3 separate regions of the Mus musculus genome follow, and regions 2 and 3 are each linked to region 1. Evidence: chromatin loops called from intact Hi-C (ENCODE). Cell type or tissue: left cerebral cortex. All regions are shown on one strand. Region 1 has its middle 20 kb from the start of Gm30028. Region 2 holds the start of C330018A13Rik (RIKEN cDNA C330018A13 gene). Region 3 has its middle 47 kb from the start of Gm29843.

Region 1 (8,000 bases):
TATGGGTTCTGTCAGTCTGGTCTCCATGACTGCATGGAAATGCTTTATCCACTGAGCAATCTCCTAAGTTCCTCAATGATCATTATCAAAAGCCTTCTGGGTGCAAAGTTGCCTGCCACAAAATCTCACAAACCCAAGTTTGACCCCTGCATCCCATTGGTTAGAGGGAGAGAACCAATCCTATAAATTGTCCTCTGGCATCTGATTCATGTGCAGAATGGCGTGTAATTATGTGCTTATGAGATGGAGAAAGAGAGGGAGATAGAGATGGATGGATGGATGGATGGATGGATAAATAGAGGTCTTTTGGGTTGATTTTCTCAAATTCTTTGGGTGGGGGGTAGGAAGTGTGGTTGAGGCAGGATCTGGCTTCGAACTTGGGGCCATTTCACCTGGACTTCTCCAACATCAGGAGCCACAGGTATGTGCCTCAACACATAGCTTTTGGGTTTATTCTGTAGGGACTTGTAATATATAACTATCACCCAGCCACAATTCTCTCAATTCTGTCTCATCCGTTTTGAGATATTAGGCGAGAGTTTCTGGCTCCCTCTCTCCCGCTCTCCGTGGCTGTGTACACTTGACCTGCCTTTGTTGTGTGAGAATTGTTATTTTCTCACGACGTTGCATGCGATTTGACTCCTGTGCTGTTCCACTACTTGCGCTTAATTGAGTTTCCCTGCGCTGTTATGGAGACAGTCAGGCTGGGCTGACCTCCTAGGCTTCCCTTTCTCAGAGCTCTGCGTCTGATGTCTTTAGCTTCACACCCTTCTCCTCTTTCACTCTGGTGGTTGCCTCCTGTATTCCGTCCCCTTTGCTTCTGTCCTGTGAGATTCCATTCTCCACTCAGGTGTGGCCTCGGCAGAGGGCTTAGGGTCACTAGACTTGGGAAACGAAGGAACAAGATCTTAGTGTGAGGCTCTCTCTCTTGCTGTGGTTCCCTGATCTCTCCTGGCAACTGGCAGCTGCAGATTCTTCCAGTGTGGACAGATTTGCTCATGCTGGCCTGCCTTGACTCCCTATGAGTCTTCATTGGTGGTCTTGTGGGATGCATAGGAGGTGGGAGGCTAACCGGGGAAAGCAAGTTAGTAGGGGGGGTGTGTGCTTGGGGCTGTATCTTATCTTGGACTCCTCCCTGCCTCTTTCTGCTTCCTATGATCCATAAGATGAGCTTGGTTCCACCATAATACTCCGCCTGTCATGACCTCACTGTCAATGGAGTTGAGACTTCTGGATTATCATCTCTGAAATCAGGACCAGAGCAAGTCTTTTCTTCAGTTGTTTGTGACAGGTATTTTGGTACAGTCATGGGATATAACCGGAATCGGCTGGTTCCCTGGAAGTGCATGGCGAGATAGAGTGCTCTCAGAAGAGAGCTGGGAGAAGACATGGCCAAGTGATATCCACGGAGTGCCCTTTACAACGTCCCCAATCAGCCTATACATCTCTCTGACTTGCCCATCTATGCAAAGTCAGCCTGCTCCCAGTGAAGCCCTTTCTCCCCTTTGCTCCCAGGTTCAGGAAACTCCACCTAGGCATTGTTGGCATTGTCAGGACCTCCGAAATCCGTGACATCACATAGGTGGGACCTGCAGACCTGTTGCCAAGTCAACAGCCACCATATTTCTGGAATCCACTTGGCTCATCTCCCACCTTTATCTGTGTTATGTCATCACCCATGTCATTACTCATATATAAAGCCACCCCCGTCTGTCTGTCTGTCTGTCTGTCTCCCTCCTCTCTCTTCCCCCCTTTTCTTTCTGCCACCACCTTGCCCCTCTCTCTCCCAATAAACCTCTTACACATCTTACATGTGGAACTGCTTTGGCCTGGTGTGCTATGTTTAGACTCAAGCTACTATTCTAACACATCGGGCATGCCTTGAACTCCTGCTGAGGTTCTAGTACTCTGCCTCAGCCCACAAAACAGGAAGCCTACCAGATTCTTTGAGCCTTTTCCTCTTGACTTGAGGGGAGGGGAACCCCTCCTCTCGTAGTTGGATGTGGGAGAACACAAGCCCCAACAAATACGTATCAAGACATTTTCATTGCATCGTCCTCTGTTCCCTAACCAGTCTAAAATACATACCTTATTTATTTAGCGTGGATTTATTTATTTATTTATTTATTTATTTATTTATTTATTTATTTATGTGTGTGATGTGTTCATGGGTGAGAATGCATATGTGTGTGCATGTGACATTCCTTAGTAGTCCTCCATAGTTTTGAGATGGGCCTTTCACTGGGATCTGGGGCATACCAATTTGGTTAGGCATATCAGCCAGTGAACTCTAAAGATCTTTCTGCTTCCACTTCCCAGTACTTGGATCAGTGGTGTGTACCAGCATACCTGGCTGTGTGTATGTGTGTGTGCGCGTGCATAGTGTGGTGTGTAGCACATGCACACACACAAACATACATAGACACATGCACACACATACATAGACACACAGACACATACAGACACATACACAGGCACACAGACAGACACAGATACACACACACACACACACACACACACACACACACACACACACACACACAGACAAGTGCAGGTACCTGCAGAGTCCAGAAGAGGTCATCAGATCTAAAGATATAGTTACAGGTGGTTGTGAGTGTTTGGCGTGGATAATGGTGTCCAAACTTGGGTTCTGCACAAGAGCAGTATGCTCTGTTAACCTGTGCTTATGCAGCAAGCACAAGAGACACAAGATGGTTAAGGCCTGTCAGTCTAACACCATGAAACATTGACATGTCCTGTATAGGTGGTACTGTAGCTAAACCTAAGGAGGTGTTGGCCCAGTTCCAAAGAAATTAGATTATTTTAATATCCTGCTCTTTAATCATCCAGTAAACATTTGCTTGGTGGCTAACTTGTGTAGGATTATATTAATCTTCTTTGTTGGTTAAAGGAAGCTGGTGATGGAGACATTGTCCTGGAATTAGCATGGCAGGAAAACTCCGGGGACTCAATCAAGGTCACCTCCCCAGTTGTCTCAGAAGCATAGCTCCATGGGAGGGAAAGAGAGTCCAGTTTGAGATGACTCCTGGGGCCTCTTGGAGGACAGGAGTGGCTACACAAATTTCTAGGCTACCACATGGATAGAGAGTCCTGGAGGAAGCAACCTAAACCCAGTGGCAGAAGGAAGAACATTGCGAACCATGAAAAGAAGTCAAGCTGGAGAAGAAGGGAATGGATTTTAATGACTGGGCACAACACAATACTTCATCTGGAATTAAAAGCAGGGCGTGCAGTGGGGTGTTGCCAACTTGACAGGATCTAGAATCAACTGGGATATGGGTCTCTGGGCATACCTATGGGGAGTTATCATAATCAGGTTAATTGAGGTGGGAAGACCTGCCCACTGTGGGTGGCACCATTCCCCAGGAAGAGAATTTAGAGCAGATTAGCAGCCTGATTCTCCACTCTCTACTTCCTGATTATGGATGCCAAGTGACCAGTTCCTTCAGCTGTGATGCACTGTAACCTGCAGCTGTGAGCCAGAAGAGACCTTCTTCTCTCCTTTGTTCCTTTTGTCAGAGTATTTGACCACAGCAACAGGGAAAGATAGAAAGACACAGACTCAAATTCTTGCACACCAATGTTCATAGCATCGTTCCTTACAATAGTCAACAGGTGGGAACAACCGATGTGTCCATCAAAAGGTGATGGATGTGGTCTCTCTGTACAGTGGAATATTGTTCACCTTTAAAAAGGAGTAAAATTTGGAAATCAAAGAGCTCCCATTGCACCCACCTGCCCATTGTTCCTTTGAAAACTCTGGTTTGAGATTAGCTAATTGAAGAAGAAACCCACAGATAGCATGCCTGGCCCAATGGTTATTTGAGAAGGGGGCCATGGTGGTTGAGTGAGAAATGTTCTTTTAAGGCTTGTGCGTTTGTTTGTTTGGTCTACAGTGGCGCTGTTTTGGAAGGTAGTAGAGCCCTGGTAGAAGATGTGAGGTTTGCTGTAGTATGTCTGCTGTGTTTCCTGTAGATACAAAGTCTCCAGCTACCTCCTGCCGCCATGTTCCCCCCTCCACCCGCCCCAGTAAATAACAGTAAGCCAAAATAAATTCTTTCCCTTAAGTTGCTTCTTGTTGGATATTTGGCAATAAGAGAAGCAACTTTTGCAGTAACTTAATCTAGGAGTTGGTCCCCAAAGATGCCATGGCTAAATGATCTAATTTGAGCAGGTATACCAGGCTGCAGCATTTTCTCTTGGGTGTTAAGTGTCAGAATTACACAGCATCCACTTCACAGACATGAGCATGTTGCAAAAGACACTTCTCTGGTTTCTTTATTGTCTCTAAGAAATAGCCATGTAAGTCCTGGTGGCGAATTCTTTGACTATGATTTTTAAATGACATGATCAGGCCACAAGAGGGCAGTGCTCAGTGCAAAAGAAGGCATTGGTAATGGGAGAATTTCAAAGGAAATAGGAAGACACTGTGGTGGGGCTTTCTCTTAAACTATTTTTATATATTTCATCAACTATAGCCACGAACACAGCAGGGGGTGTGAGTATTTGTGTTTTCGAGAGGGGGAGGGGAAGCTAGGGAGGAGGAGGCCCAAGAACAGGAGAGCAAAGCTCCAGGTTTGCCTTTGGAGTGTCTTTGGTAAGGAAGAAGCACCATCTGGGGGTTTCATGACTGGGTGTGAGCTTGAACTCGACTGGACAGCAGCCATCTCTCAGAGCCGTTCTCAGCTGCCTTCATCAGTCTCCTGGACAGCTGCAGCATCCGCAGGACCATTTGCAGGTCAGGCCCTCTCTGTTTTTCTGACAATCAGATTATCCTAGCTAGACTCAGGTGCCGCTTAACCAAGTTAGGTACAGAATAATTTAAAGCCTCAGCACTCAGGATTTGAAAATCTGCCGAAGGCATGACAGGCTAAAGGCTGATCTATGCTTTATTTGACTCGGAGGGAAAAAGGGAAGAAGGATTTAGCATGCGAGTCTTAGAAAAAAATTGGTATGAAGGCCTCGTGGAGAGGGTTTTTATATTCCCGGAATCTCATGATGGTACCGAATCTGCTTTAATCATCAGGACAGCAGTTTTATATCTATTTTGGTTACGGTTAATAAAACAGTCACTGTATGTATAAAATACTCCATACGAGGGGACTGGGTGCCTCTGAGGGTCTTCTCATCACCCATCTGTGACCCACTCACCCATCTACCTATGTATCTACCTATCTACCCACCCACAATCCAACTGCCCACCTACCTATATATCTATCCTACGTATGGCCATCCATCTTTCCATTTATCTCACCCCACCTATGTATCCATCCACCTACAATCCACTCATTTACCCACCTACCTTAATGTTTATCCATCTGTTTATTCACCCTTCCATCCCTCCATCTACCACTCACCCATCTACCGTGTATCCACTCAACCATACATCTAGCCCCTGACCTATCCACTCACATAATTCATCCCTCCCTCCACCATCTGTATATCCACCATCCACCTCTCCCTCCATTCATCCACCATCCATTTATCTACAACCCATCCACCCACTCCTCCATCCACAATTCACCTACCCATCCATCCATCAATCCCTCCAACATCCATCATCTATCCAACCATCCATTCTCTATCCATCCATCTTCCATCTATCCATCTGTTCTCCATCCATCCATCCATCCATCCATCCATCCATCCATCTATTCTCCATCCATCCATCAGTTCATACGTTCATTCATCCACCCACCCACCTGTTCACCCACCCACTTCCTTCACCAACCTCCTGAAAACCTTTCTAGCCTGACAACTCCTCTCGAGCCCATTTTCCTTCAAGCATATATGGCCTTTGAATCTGGCCTTCTTTCTAAAACATTTGGGGGCTACACTACAGGCTGGGTGGCCTTTCTGTATACTTCAGAGCCTTCATTTGGAGTATCTAGGGCTGTAAAACCTATTTCTGTGGATTGCTATACATGGGATCATCATTCGGCCAGATCACGATTTATAGTGTGTGTACATGCATGCATGCATGCACGTGTGCCTAGCTGGCCAGTGAGCATGGGGACTCTGCTGTCTCTACGTCCCCAGTTCTGGATTATAGGAGCATGTCTCCACCCACATGTTTCTTTTCCTCATGGGTTCTGGGATCCAACTAAGGTCCACACATTTGCCAGATAAGCACTCTCTCAGCCGAGCTGCCTCCTCAGACCCTACTGAACTTTAGCTCCCGTGTCACTATTAGCTATAGGCTCCTCCTCTGCGGGGCTCTCATTCTGGTGGGAGACAGCAGGCGGGGACTGCCCTTTGGGTGCATTTTCAAGCTGTGATAAATATTCAGAAGAGTGCAGTGTGCACAACATTACCAGTGCCCTGACGGCGACAGGTAAGTGTCTCTCGAACAACAGGTGTCGTATGAATGGCTGGTAGTATTATCATATAATGAGTCTTCTAAAACCTTTCCGTAGCAATTATTGCCGAGACTTTATTGAGCGCTTTATGTGACCCAGCCACTATGCTGAGTACCACAAGATGATTATCTCTCGTGCTAGATGCGGATGCTGAGGCTGGCTCTCCCTGTCTCCTAGGAAATAGCCCAATAGGTAGTTGGGTATTTGAACCTTCCCTGCCACCCCCAGGTAGGGTTTCACTATATAGTTTGGACTCATCTCATCACGCATGATCCTCCTGCCTTAGCCTCCTGTGTGCTTGGGTGACAGGCATAGCAGCTTTACCCTTCCTTGCATGGGCTCTCCTTTCCTAGGGGTCCCCTGTTCCTCATCTTCTCGGGTTGGATGATGTGTTTCATTCCAGGCTTGTGGCAGCTGCTCCATCACTTTGCCCATTCTGCAGCCCTGTGGACATCTGCCGAATGTGTTGTCCTATAGATGCTGCTGCCTTTCCGAGAGCCTTGGTCCCCCTACTCCCCAGAATCCTGTCCAAAACTGGCTGCAGATGAGGTGCTCAGTAAAGAACACCTGCCAATGCTCTGTGCGAATGCATTGTGTCTGTAGGGAAGACGCTTTGTCTCCAACAGGCAGAGTGGATTAGAAAGGGGGTTTCTTTTGGACCCAGTGTGAATGAAAACCCAGAAGGTCTTCTAATTCTGACTTGCAATGAGCAGTGTGGCCCGTTAGCTAGCTACTCAACCGCTTGCCCTTGCTAGATGGCACAGACAGCTCTGAGTCCATTTCTAAGGTCTGTCTAGACTTCCTCTTCCTCCTGTCTTCTCAAGTGTGGGTGATACCCCTTGTGTGCATCCCCCAGGACCTTCTGAGGGCAAGAGATGGCTTCTGTGGGCATGGTGACTGTCTTAGCTAGCGTTCTGTTGCTGAGATAAACACCCTGATCAGAAGCAGCTTGGAGAGGACAGGGTCTATCGTCTCTCGGAGACCACAGTCCTTCAATTTTTCAACTCCGTAGTCACAGAGTTGTGTGACCAACATGAAAATCTATGTCTAGGACATTTTGTCAACCAAAGAGACCACATACTTATTCTCAACTACACCTACTTCACACTCCATAAATTTGCTTTCTGTATCAGGGCTTGACACTTCTTGACATTTTATGAGAACAGAACGGAGGAAATGTATAGCCTTTCATTGCTGGATTATTTCTTTTAGCATAGTCTATTCATACTGATCACAAATAAGTACTTTATTCTTTTTGAGAGCTGACTAATATTCCATCTGACCTGTATACCCATCAGTTGACTAATATTTGGGTTTTTTCCAACATCATTCCTCCTGAAAGAGGAGTGACATTAAGTTCTGAGTTTTAAATATGTCTTATTCCTTGCCCAGGGATGGAGGGGGGTCCTGTCTGTTATGTTGGAGTGTCTCTGATGAGCATGATTCCTGGAGCAGAGCTGGTGTCTACCAGTTGGCTTTGTGCAGAAGAACACATCTGTCAATGCCTGCTGTAATAAATGGTGCCAGTCAGGCATCCGCTGCTCTCCTAGGCCTCCCGTTCACAGGATAGAACAAAATGGCGGTATTTTGGGTAAAAGAAAACACCATGAACTACTTTGG
Region 2 (8,000 bases), 910 kb after region 1:
CCGGTTACAGAAGTGTTCCCCAGCCAAAGAGTGGTTCAGGTGATGGAAGAAGCAGACATAAGCCGGAAGAAGGTCAGAGGAATACGCTGGACGAACACAGTCCACGCCTCCACAGCCCCACGCTCCATAGCTCCAAAGTTCATAGCCCCAGATTCCACAGCTCCAAACTCAGCCCACTTCATTTAACTTTAGAAACACTGGTCTGTTGGCAAAAAGCAAATGCATTAGTCAGGGTTCTCCCCAACAACATGGAGAGTGAATATGTAGGAGACCCTTCAGGATGCTTTATGTTCTGTAGTCCTGCTAATCCCAGCAACGGCTGTCCACCGACGGAAGGTACGAGAGCCCAGTCCTTATTCAGCTCACAAGGCTGGACGTCCGAGCTGCTCTTCAAAGAAGCAGGCTCTGGTGCCAGTGGAGGAATGGACTTGCCAGCCGAAGTGAGGGCAAGATGGCAGAGAGAGGGGCTTCCTTCTTCCGTGTCCTCTGTATCTGCTGCCGGCAGGAAGGTGTGGGTGACCCAAATCAAAGGTATTATTAACTTCCCACATCTAAAGATCCAGATTAAAAGTGGATTTTTCCCCCACTTCAAACGATTTAATTAAGAAAACTTCCCCCACACGGGTAAACCCCAGCAGCTTGGGGTTTAGTTAATTTCAGAGGTAGCCAACTTGACAACCAAGAAGAGAGACCACAGCAGATTTGAGTGGTTTTGGTTTTCTCTCTCTCTCTCTCTCTCTCTCTCTCTCTCTCTCTCGATTTATTTTTGTTGTACATGTATACTCACTTTGCCTGTGTGCACATAGAAGCACCACAAGTGTACTTGATGCCCGTCAAAACCAGAAGAGGGCACCAGATCCCCCAGGGATGCCCCCCCCCCCCCCCCCCCGCCTGTAATGGATCAGAAAAGCAGCCCAACAAACAGCAGCCATGATGGGTATTGGTACAAGTCTGGTTTCTGCCTTAGAGCCTCTTTCAGTCCTAGCTACAGAGCTGGCTGTCATCGCTTGCCTTACCCTGTCCATGTTTTGGCCCGTGTCACAACTCACTCGAGAAATAGCTGTTTCTACGCATAGTAAGCGAAACTGACAGTTCAAACAACACTTTTCTTGAGTCTTGTGAAAAGGATCAGTTTCCATGGTGGCTCTCAACAAGCCCTTGTCTCCCTGAACCGCCCTGCGCTGGACATTCATTAGCCCCTGGAGCAAACCCACTGTCTCTGTTGAATTCAAATAAGAACATCAAAGGGCTATGGAGATGGCTCCACAGTTAAGATCACCGGCTGCTCCCCATATGCTCATTCACAACCACCTGTCGCTCCATTTTCAGGGTATCCGATGCCCTTTCCCGGCCTCCACAGGCACACACAGACACACATATAAAATGAAAAATAATTTTTTTTTCCAAAAAGAAACTCATATCTGTCCTCCGACTAACATAGATTTCCACAGTATAAAATAAACATCAGGGCACAAGTCACTACCAAACATGTAAATCAAGGACCGTGGCATTAAAAACATTGTATCACGTAGCCATCAGTCTGTATTATGTATTCTAACAGTGATGCAAAGAAACTCTCAGTTACTTTTGCACCAACCTAAAGATGAGTGTCTGAGTCATGGGGGGGTCAGGGGAGGGGGGAATCCTGGATCTCACAAAGGTTTCTGGGATGTCAAGGAGAGGTTGGGAGTGGCAGTCTAGTCTGGCTCTCAAACCAGACTCTGAGATTAACACTGTGTTTACCCCACAGTTTGTGAGAGAACACATTATTCATATGCCCCAGGAAGACTACATCAACTGGCTACAGAGCCGAGTCAACATTCCCTTCCGGCAGCGCACCATCCTGACATAGAGGGGCCCAGTCCCCGTGGAGGAAAGCAAGCCAGCACCACATCCCTAAGCCCAGCCTGTGCCCGTAGCCTCCTCTCTTCTCTCCTGGACACACGGCATGGAGCAGTGAGATCAGCTGAAGACACTTCTAACAATATGACTGTCTGGAGAGGGTGGTCCCAGGTGGCCCTCCCCTCCCCCACCAGGCTCCCTACCTCCGCTCACTGTCCAATGTGGACTCTTGTTTTCTCTCCCAGACTCTTGTCACCATTCCCCTTCCCCGAAAGCCCTGGATAATAAATCTAACCTGGATGTTTGACATCTTCCCAAGGAAGAATTCAAGGTGTGGCATTTGGGTGCGGCAATCAGATCTTAGGAGAACAAGCTATCATTTGTGAGCTTTTGTAAATTCGACAACCTAGTGCCATGTGTTTTGCCTGCGTAATGTAATTATTTATATTGGCATATGACATTCCTGAGTACATACAGATGAATAAATGAATGGATAAAGAGATGGATAAATAGGTAGTAGTATAGGCAGATGGGTGGGTGGATAAGTGGATGCGTAGAGAGATGGATAACTGGATGGGTGGATAGATGAATGAATGAATGAATGAATGAATGGGCAGATGAATGAGTGGGTGGATGAATGAATGCATGCATGAATGGGTGGATGGATGAATGAATGAATGAATGGGTGGATGGATGAATGAACAGGTAGAGTATAGATTCAGGGACAGATGAATGGTTAACTGCGATGCACATAAAGAAATGGCATGTATGTGTGCACACGTGTACATTCATGCTGTGCATGGGCACATGTGGAAGGCAGAGGTTGACATCAGGATACCTTCTGATAAAATGAGAAGTGAGAGGAGAGAACGGAGCCCTGAGGACAGACAGACAGACTCACAGACGCACCACTGACTGATAGGTTGCTCCCTTCTACACAGTGTGGAATGGATTATCTGGTTCCAGCTCCACAGCCCCCACGGTCCCCACAGCCTCCACGGCCCCCACGGCCCCCACGCACTGGCTTTTTGCTGTTCTGCAAACAAGGAGACAGAGGCTCGAAAGGATTCTTCCACTCTTTTTAAATTTAAATTACATTTATGTTTTGCTTGTATAAGGTTGTGTGTATAGATGTGTGTGCATATGTTTGTGTGTGCACATGCATGCCTGCATGTGTGTGTGCATTTGTGCATGTGTGAGCATGTGTTTGTGCATGTGTTTATGCGTGTGTGCGTGCCTGTGTGTGTGTGTGTGTGTGTGTGTGTGTGTACATACACATAGGCCAGAGGTGAACATTGAGTGGCCTTCTACCACTCTGTCTTTTTCGTGTGCTGCTAGGATAAAAACTACTCTACCCTGCCAGGGATGGTAGTGGACACCTTTAATTCCAGGCCAGCCAGAGCTATGCAGTGAGATCCAGGCTCAAAAAAAAAAAAAAAAAAAAAGACAAAAAAAGAATAAATAAAACGCTGACTAAAAGCAACTTGGAGAGGAAAGGGATTTATTTGGCTTGCAGGGAACGGTCCATCATCATGAAAAAAGTCAAGATATTAACTCTAGGCAGACACTGAAGCACGGGCCATGGAGGAACTCTGCCCACTGGCTTGCTCTTTATAAATCACTCAGCTAGCTTTCTGCTGCAGCCTCGGACCACCTGCCTGGGGACAGCACCCTCACAATGGATTGGGTGCAATCCCCCACAGACATGCCTGGGGTTACAGTGGTGAGAGGGACTCCTCAGCTCCGTCTCCCTTCTCCCAGGGCTGTTCAGGTTTGTGTCAAGTTGACAAACACCATAGCATGCTTCACATTTAATATTTTGAGACAGGGTCTCTCACTGCACCCGGGGTTTGTGGATTCAGCTAGGCTGGCTGGCTATCAGGCTTCTAAGCGCGCCTGTGTCTGCCTCCCAATGCCGGAGTCTGTGGCACATGTTCCCCACCCTGGCTTTTTGACATGGGTGAAAGGAGCTGGACTCAGACCCTCACGCTTACACAGTACTGACTCCCCAGACCCTGAACTTATTTGTAACTGATTCCTAACTACATAAAAAAATTGAAACTGTGCATACTGTGCTGGGTGATTTTTATGTGTACGTGGTACTGTGTTCAATCACAAGCAAACACAGCTCACTCCTCAAATGGTTTATCATTTATAATAAAAATGTCCCAAACCCTTCCTTCCCTGTTGTCTTTTTAAGCAAACTGGGTCATCTGTAGCTACGGCTGTCCTGAGTGTGCCACCCTAGAACTCCGTACCTTCATCCAGCTTTGGATCAGAACAGAGCCCTTTGGTCCACCTTGCCCAACTGTGGTTGGCGCTTGAAGTCTGGTCTCCCTGATGTTCACCGCATCTCTCTGAGGGAAAATGGAGCATTACTTTATTTATAATCCCCATTTTTTTTTAATTAAGCATACAAAGACACCGACGATCTGTGGCAGAGCAGAGTCTAGAATGAGGTCTGTCTAGGACAGGAAATAGCCTGAAATCACAAGACTTTCTGCTTCCTCCACGCCAGACTCCAGCTCGGTCGGTCTATTGCTCGTAACTATGGCGCCATCTAGTGGCAACTCTTAGCACCACTCTCACCATGCCCTTGAGCGAAACCTAAGGGTCTTGCCCAAAAGGGAAGGCAGAGACTGTCAACAACAGTAACAAGTCCTACATGCTCAGACAAGGAAGACGGTTTGTTACTGAAACATGACCCGGAGCAAAGAGCAGCAACACAAGCATCATCTCCAGTCTCTTGGGCTTCAAGAGCCCCAGGGAGAAATCTTTTTGGAGTGAACAGCTTCATCAGAATCCGAGAGAACAGCAACAATGTATCTGGTCCCCAAAGTTGCCATCCCGCTAGACTTCACAAGCCATCTACGTTGCTGCTGCGATGGAACTGTATCTTCCCTAGAGAAACACTTCCAGTAGATATCGGTGGAACTTTCTGTTTATACAAACAGTTCTTTTGTTGTTTATTTGGTTTTGAAGCCCAGCGTTGTGGGAGCGGATCTTGAACTTGCTTATGTATCTGAGGCTGGCTTTGAACTCCTGAATCTCCTGCCTCTATCTCCCAAGCACTGGAATCACAGGTGTGTGTACCACTATGCCTAGTTACATAGCCCTTATTTTTTTAAAAAAAATCCTATAAAAAGCAAACCACAGGACATATTTAGGCTAAGAAGTCAGAGTTTGGGGACACCTGCTTGAGGGTGAGTTTAAAGAAGACGAGTTTCTATTCTTTCCAAAAGAACACACTGGGAGAGCTGATGAAGTGAGATAACTTCAGCATCTCTTTAGATATTTAGAAAACGACAATGGCTATCTTTTCATGGGAAGAGAACAGGTGCCCCCGGGGATCAGGGGGGCTTCACTGGTGTGAACTAGATAGCATGCATCCCTCCCATGCTCAGACCTTCTCTCACCGAGAGCACAGCTACAATGTAGCCAGCATCGTGGGGCCTTCCCAGAGATATCCCATCAAGCACCAGCAAGGGACGATGATGTACGAGAGAGCCAGCAGGCTGTCTGTGTGTGCCGCATGCCAGGTGTTGCAATAAACCAGTGGTTCTCAAGCTTCCTAAAGCTGTGACCCTTTAATGCAGTTCCTCATGTTGGGGTGACCCTCTTCCCCCAATCATAAAATTCTTTTCAGTGTTACTTTGTTATTGCAATGTGCCTCAGGTACAAATTAGTTCATGGATTCTGCTACTGTTAAGGAATTGTGATGTGCATATCTAACATGCAGGATATCTGATATGTGCCCCCTTTACACCCCCACCCCGTGAAATGGTCGCGTGACCCTTAAAAGGGGCCACACTCACAGGTTAGAAACCACTGGGTTAGAATTAGAGTGGAGGACATACTAAGTGCAAATGACTTCATGAGACAGAGACATCTTCAGCCCCCAAAGTCCCCAAGAATCTCGACATAGATATGATAAGGAAGAACGGGCTGTCAGAGATTTACAGTACTGGTTTTAAGGTGTTGGGGACCAGCAAGATGGATTAAGGGGCTTGCCGCCAAGACTGGTGGCCTGAGTTCAATCCTCAGAATCTATACATGGTAAAAGAGGAGAACTGACTTTCAAAAGCTGGTCTCTGGCCTCTGTGGATATATGCATACACACACACACAGCACACGCGCACTAAAATGTAATCTTAAAAGGTTATGTATTGAAGGGAACAGCTATGGAAAGAAAGTAAAAATTGCCCATAACGAATGGACAAATTCTGGAGGTAGAGTGGCCTACAAGATAGAGGGCTGAGATGAGGTATGTGGGGGGCAGGCAAGTTCTGACCGTTCATACAGCATTTGAGCCTGGGAGACATAGCTAGCGCACTCTACGCCATGTGAGAGATGGCCCTTCTCTTGCAAGAGCCTGAAAAGAACTCCACAGTGCTGCTTCAGTGTGGTAATCGTGGTAAAAGTCCAGATCTCGGTGGTGCTCCCATTCTCTGCACAGCCTCCAAGGGCAACACGCGTGTCAGGTGTGGAGACCACTAAAGAGGCCACGAGGACCCAATGTGCAGCATCCAGCTCGTGGCAGGATCTTGGTGCACATTAGAGATGGCAGCGGCGAGAGCGGGCCAGGGAATGGAGTGTGCACAGTCAGTCCACAGTGCCCCAATCTTGCATGGTGAGGACGGCTCGGCAGTCACTGTCTCCGAGTGCATGCCTTAGTGTCTGACTCTGGCTCACTGCACCCTAAGTCCCCCAACTCCTCTCATCACTGCCTCTGAAAACATAAAGACTAACTGTAAAGCCAAAGTCACAGGCTCCCAACCTGGTGACAAGAAAAGACACATCTGGCCTTTGCAACTTTTCTTTTTTTTTTTTTTTCTTTTTTTCTTTTTTTAGAATTTCATGCGTACCGGGTTTACATTCTTTCCACCCACCCCTACCCCCTCCAACACCTTCTGTGGCCCCACTCACTCTCAAATTCATGATCTCCTATAGATAGATAGATAGATAGATAGATAGATAGATAGATACATACATACATACATACATACATACATACATACATATATACATAATGCATACATACATGCATAGATACTTAGATATATAGATACATAGATAAATACACACATATATACATACATATAAGAGATAGATAGATAGATACATACATGCATACATATGAGAGATAGATACATAGATACATAGGAGAGATACATACATATATACATACATACATACATACATACATACATACATACATACATAGGAGAGATAACTACATAGATACATAGATGATAAATGGGAGATATACATAATACATACATACATGCATGCATGCATACATACATACATGCATGCATACATACATACATACATACATACATACATGGATAGACAGATATAGATATATCTCCTGTCAAGTCAAGTTGGCATTGCTCATAGGTTTGTGTCTAAGGACAGAATAACCTCTCCCCTAGCAGGGGTTCATCATCCCTTGAGAAGGCTGATTCTTCTTCTCTCAGCAGCCATTGATGTGCCTGTAGCCCTTCACCCAGGGGCGAGCCTTGTGAAATCCACCCCCAATCCATATTGTCTTCCTGATTGCACTGGTCTTGTGCAGGTGACCCCTGCACATTGTTGAGATTTTATGTGTATCACTTTTGTGATAAAAACAATATTAGGCTCACAGATGAAGGACCATCTTACCCAAGCTGACAGCATCCCAAATCCCTATTCCATGAACAAAGAAACTGAGACATGTGGAGTAAACTTTTTCAAGATCACAGGCTGAGGGGGAGAGGCAAGGTTGGGAATGGAGAACAAGTGTTCAGAAGGCTACCCCAGAGGAGGCCCTGTTGGGCTATAGGAAGAAGAGACTGAAAGTCTCTACCAGAGTTGGGTCTAGACAGAGGCAGCAATGGAAAAAGTGAATGGGGGCCTGGAGTTGATCAGATTCTCTTTCGATTCTCCCCGTAAGCCTGTGATCTTGGAAAGGTTTACTCCTCATGCCTCCGTTCCTTCACTGGTGAAATGATGGAGTATGGGATGCTGTCAGCCTGGCTAAGATGGTCCTTTATCTAGGGTGCCTTCTCTGGGGGCGGTGCTTTTGGGAATGCTCCCCCTCCCTTTCCTTGGAAATCTTTCACTCTGTGGGCCTAATATTGTCCTTACCACGAAGAAGAAGAAGAAGAAGAAGAAGA
Region 3 (8,000 bases), 280 kb after region 1:
ACGCGAAGGATGTCATTTGCCTTGAAATGCCCTCGAGACAGCTGGGTTTGGTAGTAGGGGCTATCTTTTGATGGCCTATGTCCTCTGAACGCCGAGTGTCCTCACGGGTGAGCCTGCCTTTCTGGATGCTGAGCCTACTTCTTTCTCCTGAGTTCACCAGGCCTCGTCTATTTTCAGAGCTCAGCTGGTACCTCCAGCCGTCCTCCTCCTCTTCGTTATTCAGGCTTTTCCCGTACTGACTGTTATTTAACGGGGCCAAGTGGTTTTGGAATTCTGGGTAATCACGGCAGACAAATGCAAGCAAAATGGAATGTGGGACTGGAAGTGCGGAATGTGGCTTTGTGTAGGAGACTTTGGCAGGATTTCTGCCTGAAATGGAGCACTTGGTGATCGGCCTAAATTGCCTCAATTGCACCTGGCGCACGGGTGGACGTGGTCCGGCACAGACAGCTGGCGTGATTTTTAGGGGGAGGGCTGACCGCCTTCTCCAGTCTGGGAAGTAGGAAACCAACTCCCAGGAGGTAGGGGAAGGGCAGAAACCCAGCTTTGGACTCCAAATTGCATTTTTGCTTTCAAATCCCATGAATGCCAGCCCAAAGGCCTTTACTTGATAACCTCGGATGGTCATCTCAGCAACACAAAAAGGGAAGTTTAGTCATTTATGGCCTCTGTTGGCTGTGTTTAAAAAACCCACCTCATGTCTTTATTATCATTACCACGAGGTTTTAGAAGAATGCAATGTTTGCAAAATAGAACTTAAGAGATTCTTTGAGAATTCGAATAAGCCCCGCAGCAGCTTCCTGTGGGGGAAACTGCTTTCTGATGGGCTTGTATTTACGCCCCCTCCATAAAGTGCCCCACACCCTTCACCTCCCCCTGCCCCTATGATTACTGCATTTAGTCAACTATCGACTTGGGAAACAATTTTGTTCCATTTGCCATCTCTGCCTGAGAAAGAGAAATAAAAGAAAGGCTTTGAAGTACTTTCTGGCATGGTGTTTGCATTCAAGTGTTAATGCGATACTGAGAAAAGCGGTGGACGCTAAATGTTTACATTAAAATGGAAATATGGGATCGATTTTTTTTCCAACAGGGGCTCCTGGTCCCTTTTAAAAAGTATAGTTCAAGAAAGGCCGAAAACAATACAAAGCACAAACCACCCTCTTTAAGTGATATCAGCTGAGGCAGCAACTTCTGGTGAGTTACAGCTTGATCCAGGTAGGATAATTGTTTTCAAAGGCTCATCAGTACTGCGGTGTCTTTGTCACAGGGGGAAAAAAAAAAAGAAGAAGAAGAATTTATTTCTCTGCCAGCCATGGGCTTATTATCATCCTAGGTACTTGTGTTTTCCCTTGCTGTGACTAATATCTGAGAAAACTACTTAAAGGGGGAAAGATTTATTTGGGCTGTGATTTCAGCCCATGGTCCATCTTGCTCTGTTGCTACTGTGAGCAGGGCGGAGCATCACAGAGTCACACTGTGGGGTAGGGTCTGTGTTTGAGAGAAAAAAATAGCTTCTGGGACACAATCCCTGCCCCCTCTCCCTCCGTGATCTATTTCCTCTCATTAGATTCCACTTTCTGGACTCTCCCACACTTTCCAAAACAGCAGCAGCTACTGAGGACTCCGGCAGACCACATGAACCTTTGTGGAACATTTCATATTCAAATCTTAGCAGCATTTTCTCTAACCATGATACCTTTTAGGTCATTTTGTTTTAAAAGCCAATCTTTCAAAATTATCAAGGCTGAAGCTTTATGAGTCTATCTGGCTATTGCTTGACCAGTTAGGAAAAACAGATTAAACACTGATGTTTTGGAGTGTGAGAGATATAGCTTGCTTGCCATTTCTAAGCTGTGTGGTAAACATCTCTTTGAACCTTGGTTTCCATATCTAAAGAATGCTGCCCAAGTTGAAGGGAGGGCTGGCTTCCCAGAGAACACAGAGAAAAAAGTGTATATTAGAAACTAATTCCATTTATTGTTCTATCGTGGACCAGATATAACATTAATAATGATATTCACCTGTAACTCTAGTTCCATGGGATCTGATGCCCTCTTCCGGTCTCTACCAGTACCACATACACAACACACATACAACACACACACACACACACACACACACACACACGGTAGATACACAGATATACAGAGTCACAGAGGAAAAAAAATCAAATATTTAATAATAAAAGAGATTTCCTGGCATCTACTAAGGTTTTTCCAAGCCTCTAGGTATCTATTTTCATTGGGTAGGCACTGCTCCTTTGCCAGTTTTGTAAAGATACTGGCTAACTTATTCAACAAATATTTATCAAATGTTTTTGCAGTTTTTACTCACATGGGATTGGTCAACTTATTAAAGCATTTATCAGAAGTGAATGGAGAGCAGGCATCTGCCCAGGGCTTCAGGAAGAATGCTAAGGAAGAATACTGTTGCAGAAAGGTGTGTCATGAGAGATGAAGTCACGGCCACATCCCTCATTCCTTTCTAGAGTCATGGTTGTTCTTTGCATGTATCCCTAGGCATCTGTAAAACTGAGACCAGAGAGAAGAGGGTTTCTGGATGAAGCCCGAGGAACCATGATGGCAGCCTAAGAGTTGTTACTGCCTTGAGCAACTTGAGGGGATTCATCTCTGTTTCAATCACAGCTGCATAGCTTGGTCCACGGATAACTGAGGCAAGAACACAGAAGTACTTAACACCCTCAGAGATTTTATTCTGTCATGCCAGAATTGGGGTGGAAGTGTCTAGACACTATAATTCCTCTGGTGGATATGAGTGTGCACATGTATGCCCTGAAGAATGTCTGCCAAGTGTTTTGAACCATTGAAAACAAGATAGGGTAGAAGTGTGAGATATGACTATGATGGTTGGTTGACACTTTGCATCCTAGTAGGACCAGAAAATATTCTTTTTGATGTGCCTGTGCTCTTCCAGAAAGACTAGCCACCAAATTATTCTTCATTTCTCTCCCTGTTTGTTCAGTACTGCATGGGAATGCCGCCATATTGGAAGCTGGAAGGATCTTCCTTTTGTATCTCATTCCTATTGGTCTGGCCCATGACCATGAGTTGAGGCAAAGAGGCCCTTCTGGCTCTTCCTGGTGACAGACTCCATTTTTTACAGTTACTGCTCTAACCTTCACAAACTGGACCCCCCCCCCCTCTCATATCATGACATACTTAGAGTTAGCAAGAGCTAGTCTTTCTTTGAGTTACAGTTTTCACAGACAACTTTCACCTTACAGTGGTAGAATTTCCCCTTGGCTCACTTGACTCTTGCTTTCTTGGCAGATTTCTGGTCTGTGAGAATATGGATAACACCTTCTTACCTCTCAGTCTTGCCCTCCCACCCCCACCAAAAAACTTTCTCCTGCTCTGTAAGGACCTTAATGAGTGAACAGCAGGACAACCTGGCAGCACAAGGCAAATGAATGTCCTCAGGGACATCTCACACAATTGATGATGAGACATCCCTTGTCCCACTATATTAACCCTCTGACAATAGTGTTGACTAAAACACTAAGTCCCCTGGCAATGTTATAGACTGTGAGAACTTCACCTCCTGGTCATTTTAGTGGAGAAAAAAATGAATAATAGAAAATCAGTCTTAAAGTAAATAAAAGAACATTAAAAGGATAGGACATGACAAGAACACCAAGGAGTAGAGATATTCCCATTTCCTGTCTACTGCCCTGATGATCAAAAGCAACATAGAGGAGAAAAGGCATTTATTCCAGATTGTACTTGCAGGTAACAGTTCATAATTGAGAGGACATCAAGGCAGGAACCCAAGCGTTTTCCATGACATTGGCAGTCAAGAGCAGGGAGAAACAAATATATCCATCTTGCCTATTTACTCTCAGCTAACTTTCTCTTGTTCTGTACTGTTCAGGACTTCATACCTAGGCAATGGTACTGCCTACAATTAGTCTTCCTACATCCATCAACAGTCAAGACAGTCTCCCACAGACATACTCATGGGCAAGCCTGATCTGGTCAATTCCCTCATCCAGGTTCTTTTCATAGGGAATCCCTAGATGTAACAATTTAGCAATTAAAACTAGCCATCATGTGGGGTGAGATCCAGTTGGGACTAGGACATCCCAGTGGTGTTCCACACATGGCAGAGGCTTCCAAGGGCCTCAGGGCTGGAAGTCTAAAGCTACTGAAACAGCAGAAGACACCCTCCTAGGCCTGACGATTCTGAGATGTTCCGTCTCATCTCCACTGGTTCTCAGTAGGATTTTGTGTATCTGTGCACAGCAGCAACTGACTCATGGGGTCCCTTTCTCTGACTTTCTCCATCTCCCTTTCTTATGGGGCCTACACTCTCACCAGGCTTCTGGGAGTCTCTTCCTAACTACACCACAGGAGCTTGCTTTTTCACTAGAGCTAATGGTCTGTTCTGGGAGAGCCTGCATGGAATCCAAGCAGATGGTACATTTGTTGAGAGCTCATTTGGGCTGCTGAGAAAAAAAAATCCATTTCTCTTTGGAAACCCTGCTTTGTGTAAGACTTTGTATGCAGCTCTCCTCCTTGTAGAGAACCAAGTCCCTGGCCCCTGGTATTTGTCTAAACAACCCCCGGGGCTGCCTCGATCTCAGCTGGAATTCATCTCAGTAATTCTCTGGTTGCATCTCAAGCTTGGGATTTTTTTAAGTACCTGGGGTGAGGGGAGGGGGCAGGGGTGGGGTGGAGGTGTTGGGGAGGAGGGGGTCCTAAGATTCACCAGATGGTCACATGACTGACTTGATTTTTCAATAAAAACACATGACCTGATATGCTTTGGGTTTCCTGTGGGAAAGTATGACTCTGTGACCTTCTTGCCTGCTAACTGGGGAGATACATCTTTAACAACATATAAGTAAATGTGGAGGAGGAGACAATATGGTCCTGATTTTAAAAAAAAAAAATCAACACAGGGAAAGACTAGGAGGGCGCTAAGGATTGCTGTTACTTATGGAGTGGTAATGGAAGTAGTTACTTATTGTGTGAGAGTTTGAGCAGAGACCTGAAATCAATGGTGTCGGGGGTGTGGAAGTCAACCTCGTGAAAGAAAAGGTGGGATGGAGAACAAGGGGACCCAGGCTCCTGCGGCTCCTTGAAGAGTCCTGATCTGCAGTATGCAGCATTAGATCTAAGATGGCTCCTGAACACTGTCTTCACGGAAGTCCTAACAGCTGATGATGCCTCCGCCCCCCACCCCATGCCACTCAGGGCTTTCATTGGGTATGGTGAAGGTGTGGCGGGATACAATTGGCTGAGAATTTAGGGGCTTGGGATTGGCTCAAACACTGTATATAAGCGTATGGGGTGCTCAGTAAACTCAGATCTGCACCCTGATGTTGTTCTCCTGAGTCTGAATCCCACGACCCCTCATGTGACTCTGTCACCTCTCACACACCTCCCCACTCTCCCTACCTCATCCTAGGTCCTGTTCCCACATAAAGAGAGGGAGGGAGGATGATGATGGTGTGACTGTCTGTAGAGGGGGCTTTCAAGTGGAAGCTGGTGGGCACAAAGGTTGAAATGCAGAAGTGTGCTTGGCATGTCCTAGAAATATCAGGAATCTGTGTGTGGCTAGAACAGAGTATGAGAGATGTAGGCTGTAGGCGTCTGGATGGAAGTTAAGGCTGTATTGATCACAAAGGGTTCTAGGATTCAAATTATGACTTAAGATACAGGGCATGGTTCATTATCTCTGTTAGATGATTCTTTGGGACTTACTGGTTCTAAGCCTTCTAAATGTTGCAACCCTTTAGTGCAGTTCATCATGCTATAGTGACCCCTCCACCAGCCATAAATTATTGTTGTTGCTACTTCATAACTGTAATTTTGCTACTGTTATGAATTGTAACACAAATATCTGATAGGTATGGTACCTGATATGTAGGATATCTGATACATGACCCCTGTGAAAAGGTTGTTCAACCCCTAAAGGGGTCAAAACCCACAGGTTGAGAACCACTGACTTAGAGCATCCAGGGAAGACCAGAGAGGCCGATTAGGTGTCCTAATCACCTAGGAGCAGGATGATGCTGGCTTGGATTAGGCTAACAAGATCAAGGCATTGGGTAGTGGCAAGATTCTGGAAGCACTTCCGTTCACAGAGGACAATGTTAGAGAGATGATGTCAGGCTGAGCAGCAAAATGAGTGGAGCAGAGTGGGATGTGGACACAATGGACTTGGGAGGGGATGCCTGGGAGCTTTGGATTGCACATGATGAGCCTGAAGTGATTATAGACATTTAAAGGATGCCAAAGCATCATAGGTGGATCCTGGGACTGAGGTGGACTCATGAGGAGGGTGAACAGCCCACAGTGTGGTGGGAGGTGCTGTGAACAACGGGGAGAACATTTCCAGACAACTCACAAGTGTGTCCTCAGGGTGAGTACTGTGCACTGTAGGAGCAAAGAAGCAGGTCCAGTCCTGTGTTTGGGAAACGATGTCATCTGGGTGACAGCTGAACTGCAACCCTCGGGATGTCACAGGACAAGGACAAGGAACGATGTCAAAGGGGATCATCCAAGCAAAGGCCCAGAGCAAAGGCAGAACATCTTGCCAGTTTGAAACTAAAAATAATCCAGTCTCTCTCCAAGAGGGCACAGATTAGGAAAGGGCGGAAGGAGGAGAGTGAAGTGGACATACCTTGGAGGCTACATTAAGAAGTCTTGACTATTTTATGAACATACAAGGGTGCCGTTGGGATGTTCTAAGCAGGGCTCTGAGGTCAGATTTAATACATGTCTTTCCCCTGGACAGACCTTTCCCCCAGGAATGTGCTAGGCTAGTTCCATGAGCTCATCTCCCTTGGGCCACTCAAAGCTTACCTTCTTGTCCATCCCCATTAGTGCCACTCCAGACCTTACTAGGCATGTCACATCTAAGTAGGTCACAACAGACAGAAAGCCCCCCTGGGGCTTTGTTTCCCAGGGTCCTGGCAGAGGCTCAGGAAAGGATAATCTGCCTGGACAAGCTGATTTTTGTGTGCTGAGCTGGGGGCTCTTAGAGGGAGTTCTGGGTGCTTTCCAGGCTGCCCAGAAGAGCCAAATACAGAAGCTTTGTTGATTGTCCGTCTGTCTTTCCATTTTTGTTTTGCTTTTATAAATCTTTGTACTGTGAGACAGTTAAGATCAGTTAAGATTCAGCCATTTTACCCTGAATAGCTCTTCAATTCTGTCACCAGGTCGTGCTAAACACTGCAGCATGTGAATGTTTAGAATACATGCCTAAGTCATCTCTCGAAAGAGTCTAAGACACACTTTCTGGCTTTTGGAAGTGGGTTAGATCTGGATACGGCAGGTTGAGAGCACAGGTTCTGAAAAACCAAGTTCTTAGACTTGATCTGTTTTCTCCTATACAACGTGGGACATATTAATAACCACAGCTCAACTTTAGCAGCGTTACCTTTCAAAGCAGCATATTTAGGCTGAGAAGGATTCAGATAGGAAAATCAAAACAAAACAAAACAAAAAGCCCCCAAACAAACAAAAAAAAAAAACCCAGCAATTGATTAGTGATGTCTGTTAAGGGCATGGCATGAAAGAGGGAAAGGCAACCACCCAGCTGTCCTGTTTTCAACTCTTTTATTCTTTTTATGTGAAATTGATAACTTAGATACAAATCACAGATTTGTAGAAAAACATAGCTAAGTATTAACAGAAGCATAAATTAAAACGTACATAGTCTTGTATTTATATTTAAATAAATTGAAACCACTACTTAAAATATCCCTTTACCTGACCTTCCTCACAACTACAGCAATATTTTATCAAGTACTTAAGGACAAGATAATAGAAAAATTACACTGTTTCAAAGCAAAGAATTGTCAGAAACTCATATTATTAGGCCATCATAATTCCTGTAAGAAAGTCAAGAAGCTATTATAGCACAAAGTAATAAACTGATCTTTCACTTAAAGAGTCATAAAAGTTTTAAACACAGTCTTGTCGAATATATTTTATCAATACACAAAATGATAAATTTGTTGAAAACAA

What was found. Hi-C counts contacts between places; a loop is a spot of excess contacts. Peaks named below come from ENCODE experiments on the same cell type or tissue, not always from the same donor. Only the 100,000 strongest peaks of a DNase experiment are listed, where the experiment ranks them.
Region 2: it touches region 1 in a loop (2.5-fold over the local background); 4 of 42 quality-filtered maps call a loop at or near these places.
Region 3: it touches region 1 in a loop (2.1-fold over the local background); 3 of 42 quality-filtered maps call a loop at or near these places.

Annotation. Positions count from the first base shown.
Region 1 is chr5:117,033,888-117,041,887 of GRCm38, reverse strand. No RefSeq gene overlaps it. Among named protein-coding and RNA genes, the nearest start is that of Gm30028, 20 kb to the right of the region's middle. In left cerebral cortex, a CTCF peak has its summit at 4,379 (motif pointing right); a DNase peak (open chromatin) is centred at 4,386.
Region 2 is chr5:116,119,928-116,127,927 of GRCm38, reverse strand. Ccdc60 (coiled-coil domain containing 60) reads left to right here. Exons shown (of 14, transcript NM_177759.3): 14 at 1,751-2,347. The coding sequence ends at 1,852. C330018A13Rik (RIKEN cDNA C330018A13 gene) reads right to left here and starts at 4,314. Exons shown (of 2, transcript NR_153384.1): 1 at 4,101-4,314; 2 at 1-202. In left cerebral cortex, a CTCF peak has its summit at 4,411 (motif pointing left); a DNase peak (open chromatin) is centred at 4,377; H3K4me3 peaks cover 880 bases; H3K27ac peaks cover 298 bases.
Region 3 is chr5:116,751,205-116,759,204 of GRCm38, reverse strand. No RefSeq gene overlaps it. Among named protein-coding and RNA genes, the nearest start is that of Gm29843, 47 kb to the left of the region's middle. In left cerebral cortex, no CTCF peak of the experiment used is centred here; DNase peaks (open chromatin) are centred at 318 and 4,435.